2 separate regions of the Homo sapiens genome follow, and region 1 is linked to region 2. Evidence: chromatin contacts called from ENCODE Hi-C or POLR2A ChIA-PET data. All regions are on one chromosome and are shown on one strand. The core of a region is the stretch at or near the end of the contact, and the rest is flanking DNA. Distances in the headings are between cores, read along the strand shown. Region 1 overlaps ZNF385D (zinc finger protein 385D). Region 2 overlaps ZNF385D (zinc finger protein 385D).

Region 1 (3,291 bases), core at 10-2,509, 84 kb after region 2:
ACAGCTATCTTTCTTTGTTTTGTTCACTGATTCACCTCTAGTGTCTGGAACAGTGTTTGGAGCATGGCAGAATTCAGCACATATGCAAGGAACCTACTAGTGAAATATTTAAATGTCTTCACTGTCTATGCTCTTAACTATTGTTCTGTAATGCCTGTATTCTGAGTACAGAAATAAAAATCTTATTTCATTTCATGCTGAGCCACTCTCTTTGGCAAAGATTAAGGAAGGGTGAGCAAGAGGTCTTCTACCATTCTGGTTTTACTGATGGCAAAAATCAAAGTTACAAGGATTCAAGTATTCCTTACACCTTGAGGCATAAAGACATATAAGCAACGAAAATTTTAAAAACAATAAAACCCTAAAATCAATTTGCTTATTAAGGCATCTTTCTTTAAATATTGATTTGCTAGTCTTTGGCTAAAAGGCCCTCATTCAAGCTATTTTAAGATTAAGAAGCAACATTTATTTTATAACCCACAGTGAAAATGGATTATCTTCCCACTCCACCGTCTTTAAAGATAAAACTGTCATTTCTACAAGCAGTGGAAGGCAGTGTGACTTAAGGACTTTGGCAATCTTATCAACTCTGAGGAACTCCACTAGAATTGAGGTTTCTCTCTCCCCACAAGGTACTTTAAAGATAAGGTTTGGGCTCACCCAGTGACTTACTAGACTGGGTTTCTGTAATCTCTCAGAATCTAATCTTGAATTGGGCTGTCAATTGACTAGGTGGAAAATCTGGCTCAAAAAGAAAATGAGAGGTTTAGAAAGACAGCAAAAGCCCAGAAAGCTAGGGCAAAAAAGAGAGAATACCTTAATAACCCAGGGGGATGACATCCACTCAGGAAATCTGCCAGAAACTAGGCCTACAGTTCTAACTCAGCTCCTTGTATCTAGAAAGGGATTAATTGTATAACCTGTTTGAAATAAATCACCAGATGACTTTTTATTAAATTCCCTCCTGCTGGAATGCAGGAGCAACCTACTCCAGACCTGCTTTCACAATGCACGGACTTCATTCATCCATTTATTCATTCTTCCTTCACTCACTTATCTTTTAATTACTACAACACTCCCTGCTAAATAATAGAATGCTACCATCTAACTTTGTTTTCCTAGTGCAACTAACGTTGGATTATACAAACTACACACATTATCTCATTTAAGAACAACCTCCCGAAGAGACAGACACACGCATCCAGGGATTTGACCATGGTCTTTCACCTAATAGGCACAAGAAGTTGGAGTGAAACTGAACAACCTGACCACAGAGCATAGGATCAAAATCATTTCTCAGCACTATACCAGCGATGACTCTGAAAAGCCTGCCATCTAAAAACACAGATGAGCCTTAACCACAAACATCTGACCTGGAATCTGAAACAGTTCCCCAAAGGGGAAAAGACGATGCCCAACTATGCTCTCCAACATTGTCTGGGCAAAAGAACTATGTGGGAAGCTTTTGCACATTTTTAAGCCATTTTAAAAGAATACATTTATTATCCTTGTAAATGCAGAGATATCCAAACAACTGAAAAAAAATGGTTCATAATCCATTGCCAGATAACTAACCCTTGATGAGAAAAAAATAATAATAATTCCACATACAGTTTAGAGCATCTACTAAGTGTCAGGCACTGTCTAATGCTAACGATAGAGCAGTGAACAAAGGAGATCTAAACCCCTGACCCAGGGGCACATTCTATCTGCACAAAATGATGTAAAAGAAAAAAAGTGTAATTCCTGCTTCCAAGTCTAACAACTGCTCATGAGTTCTTATGTTTCTTTTTAGAAATGTACTTGCTTATAGTAGTGTAGCTATCAAAAAGCCTTCTTAAATTTTTTCTCCCCAGAGGATTCTTTTTATCCTTTTGGGCCTTACTTTCATTATTTGCTGTTATAGTGTAGATTTCTTCCCACATCACAAAATACAGATATGCTTATTTTGGTCATGGCTGCACCCTATTCCAGCATTTTGGATGCATCATAATTTTACTTAATGCTTTTCCTACTGAGGCTCACTTTTGTTGTTTCCAGTTTGTGCTTTAAAAACTAACATTGCATTAATATCTTTAATGATATGTCTAAGTAAACTTTTGGGAATATACAGTATATTCCTATTAAAAAGCTTATTAGGGCAAAGAGTACATGCTGTAAAATATATATGCATATTTAAATATGATCATTTTGTGCAGAGTTTGCAAAAATGTATTCCCTTCACATATTTGTACTTAAGAATGGCCCTTCCCACACCTAATACTTAAACATGTGTTCAATTCTTAAACATTTACCAATCCATTAAGTGAAGGACTAGATATAGTCTATTATTTTTATTTACATTTTGTTATTATGAAGTGCATTTTCATTGGCAATGCATATTTCTTTATATGTAAGGTGTTTGTTCATTTTCTTTTTTTAATAGACTATTTTTTAGAGCAGTTTTAGGCTCACAGCCATATTGAATGGGTAAGCACAGAGTTCTCATATACCCACTGCCTTCACACACTCATAGCCTGTCCCGTTACCAACATCCTCCACCACAGTGGTACATTTGTTTCAATTGATGAACCTACATTAACATGTCATAACTACCCAGAGTTTATGGAGTACGTTAACATTAAGGTTCACTCTTGGTGTTGTACATTATGTAGGTTTGGACAAATGTGTAATGTCATATCCCTCATTACAGTAACATACAGAATAGTTTCATTGTGCTAAAAATCCTCTGTGTTCTACCTATTAATCCCTTGTCCTATAACCCCTGGCAATCCCACTAATACTGTATTTTGAATATGAATTTGATAGAAAAAAAGCCACACATAAATGAACCCACACAGTTCAAACTCATGTCATTCAAGGGTCAAATGTAGTTGGAATAGTACAGTATGCAGCCTTTTCAGACTGGATTCTTTCACTTGCTAATATGCATTTAATGTCCCACCATGCCTTTTCATCACTTGGTAGTTCATTTATTTTTAGTGCTTAATAATATAGCATCATGTAGATATACCACAGTAAATCCATTTATCTACTGAAGAGCATCTTAGTTGCTTCCAAGTTTTGGCACTTATGAATAAAGCTTCTATTCAGGGTTTTTTTCTTTTTTCGGGGTTTTTTTTTTTTTTTTTTTTTTTTTTTTTTTTTTTTTTTGAGAACGGAGTTTTGCTCTTTGTTGCCCAGGCTTGAGTGCAGTGGCGCGAGCTCACTGCAACCTCCGCCTCCCAGGTTCAAGTGATTCTCCTGCCTCAGCCTCCCGAGTAGCTGGGATTACAGGTGCCTGCCACCACA
Region 2 (2,966 bases), core at 174-2,673:
GATTAATGAAAGCAAGATAATTATTTACCCAGTTATTCCAGCTCAGGGTCACAGGTGGCCAGAGACTCTCCCCATAGCTCAGGGTGCAAGGCAGAAGCCCACCTTGCATAGGACACCATTCCATCACAGAATGCAGGTTCACACACAGTCACACTCACTCACACTGAGACAAGGTAGGCATGCCAGTTAACCTCACGTGAACTTCTTTGGGATGTGGGAGGAAACCAGAGTACCCAGAGAAAACACACGCAGACATGGGAGAAATGCAAACTCCACACAGTGGCCCTGGCCAAGAAATGACATTTTTTCTCTTCAATTTTATAGCAAGATAATGTTGAAGTAAATGATGCCATTTGAGTACCTGCTGTATATTCCAGGAAAGACTGAACACAATTAAAATTGTATCTTTACAATACATACAACGGAGGCTCAAAATAATAGACATTAAGTTCGGTTTGAAGAAAAAAAAGTAAATTTCCTGCATATGTACCTCCTGGATTAAAATTTATACTACATCACACAGGAATCACACTTGTCTGAGATGAAACAAGCCACATTATTGTGTAAAAGTGACTGCAACAACTTTTTTAAAATAAAAATTGTGTTCCAATCAGCACCTAGATGAAATGCCCAGCACAGTGCCTAGTTTATCTGCCTAGTTAATAGATGACACTCAAAACTGATTGCTTTTCTGATTACACGAAATAAAAGTACTATCTGAGAAGAAGCAAAATTCCCATGTCTACAAACAGGAAAGCTAACTTGGATAATAAGTGTGCAATGAGAGCCAAATGACCTTGAAGGCTTCTAAATCAGAAAACTCAGTATATGTTTGATGCAACGGTCCCTGAGAAAGTTTTATGATTTCAAAATCATATACTATATCAGGTTATTTTGCCCACTGGCAGTACCGGAATTGGCAAAGCTGTACTTTCAAATTCACACTAATCAGTTAACAGTTGTTGAAATCAAATTGCAGCCAAGGTTGTTAGAGTCACTGATAAAATAAACAGTTGTTGAGAGGGGGTGGCACAAGGCAGTGAGATCACACTAGCAGCTGGGACTCAGGGTGGGAAGATGCCTGGGAAGTCAGAAGGCAGTTAAGACCTCCACAACCTACACATTTGCAGACACTAGTTTAAGCTACTGACTCCTTTAGTCTTGAACTCTCCTAAAGGTGGGGGATCTTAACTGCATTTGCAATTACCAGAAAAGGTAAATAAATGGTAAACCGCTGAATCCACTGGCAATCCAAATTGCGAGATTTAAAGCTGGGCTGGGAATTTGAGAAAAATAGAGTTGGTAAATTAGCTACTTGGTACAACTTCTACAGATGTTTTTTTGTGAGCTCTGAGTTTCTGGAAAAGCTAAAGTTCCCTGCAGTCTCCACCTACTTCCAAAGCAGTCACCATGGCTCGCTGTCAGCCAAGTTTCCTGCCAACAGTCCCTGTGTGGGGGAAGGAAAGAATCAAAGAAGGACAACTGGACAAAGGTAGTATGACTTCATCCAACTAGATATTTTTTCTCCCTCATTACTAAGTCACAGTTCTGGGTCTTTTTTCAGTTGACCTTTTCTAGGTCCATGTTCAGCATTATGTATAGAGAAAAACTGTACATTTTCACCAGGAATGGTTTGTACTTGGTTATTTTAAAATTCAATATAGATGAGTTTCAAATTTGTCTTCTACCTCAAAATGCAGCAAATTCCAAGAATGGAGTTTAAATGAGCATTGTGTAAAAAGCTCATTCAAAGAAGCTCGGTCCTCATTTACAGGGAATGAGAAAATACCTAAAAAGAATGTGGAGGCTGAGGCCAAAGTGTCAGATAAGTTTTTTTTAAAGAAAGAAAACCTCAGGGAAATTTTTAAAAACTATTTTTCATTTTAAAAGTTAAGGAAGGGAGATGTATAATTTTTAGGGTGTCAAAACCGGCCATGTAAGTATATGCAATCATGGTTTTGATTATGGTTAAGTAAATGAAGAGGAGAGGAAACTGTCATACTTATGGACCTGCTTATTTGTGATTGCGCTTATTACTGTATGTACATCTCACAGTAATCTACAGACAGCTTACAACAGTGCTGCACACGATTAATCTGACTTCACAGTGAGACGCTGAGAAAGGTGAAGTAAGTGGACTGAGAGCCACAGCTCCCAAGGGCAGTGCTTGGATAGGAACTCAGATCTTTACCTTCAAAGGTAAGCTACAAATTCAAAAACTAATAACCACAGACTATTTTCAGTAGTAACTGAAACTAATTCAGCAAATACTAACTGAGTGTCTATTGTGTATTGACCACCTAACAAATAGTGAATTTTGGAAATATGTCAGACCTAGATAAACTCTGATAATCTTGACAACTCTTCAGTCTCCATTTACTTCAGAGGCAATTAGAAAGAAAGAAACAGGCCTGCCTTCACTTCTCAACCATCAGAGGCCTGTACAGACCCTTCCAGTTACTTTCCTTCCTTATATCATCTGGGAATGTATTAAACCTGCATTCTGGGCCTATGGCTTTCATACATTCGGTCACAAATAGAAAGCAATGTTAAGTCCTGGGTTGCTACCTGTAATGGCAGTCCTATCCAGCCCCTCTCTGTCTGATGCTAAGGCTCAATGAAATCAAGGCCAGACAGAATTGAGGACCAGTCCAAAGTTATTCTCTACTCCATCATTTATTCTAAGCTGCCAGTGATCTTTATAATTGGTAGCTAATTTCTTAATGGCATATCCAGTTTCTTGCTGATAAACAAAACAGTGGCAAGGAAAACAGCAAATATGGACAGATTTAGGATTTTTAATATTATATTTACAGACAATCCAAATGTTCAGAGTAACTCATTATGCAAATTCTGATTTGGCTTTTAAGTAAAGTATATTTTCTAAGTACTAGTATTTTAAAGGAATTGCCTAAATAATATGTAACAAAAACAAACAAAACAAAATCTCATATGAGAGTTTCCTT

Evidence for each region. Hi-C counts contacts between places; a loop is a spot of excess contacts on that map. ChIA-PET counts read pairs that join two places held with the same protein, here RNA polymerase II (POLR2A). Pooled maps may share reads with other maps.
Region 1: a map of left cardiac atrium shows a loop between it and region 2 (2.2-fold over the local background). The contact joins two enhancer-like sites. A Hi-C loop is called at or near these places in 5 of 168 maps with a recorded cell type or tissue (aorta, ascending aorta, cardiac septum and 2 more) and 6 of 50 pooled maps. POLR2A ChIA-PET finds 5 or more read pairs at or near these places in 2 of 52 experiments (BJ and Panc1).

Annotation. Positions count from the first base shown.
Region 1 is chr3:21,728,917-21,732,207 of GRCh38, forward strand. The region is part of intron 1 of ZNF385D (zinc finger protein 385D); the gene reads right to left. Among named protein-coding and RNA genes, the nearest start is that of ZNF385D, 21 kb to the right of the region's middle. Within about 2 kb of position 1,260, at least 2 of the 41 ENCODE cell types and tissues checked have a DNase peak (open chromatin) inside an H3K27ac peak, as active enhancers do.
Region 2 is chr3:21,644,273-21,647,238 of GRCh38, forward strand. All of the region lies in intron 2 of ZNF385D (zinc finger protein 385D), which reads right to left. Among named protein-coding and RNA genes, the nearest start is that of ZNF385D-AS1, 100 kb to the left of the region's middle. Within about 2 kb of position 1,424, at least 10 of the 41 ENCODE cell types and tissues checked have a DNase peak (open chromatin) inside an H3K27ac peak, as active enhancers do.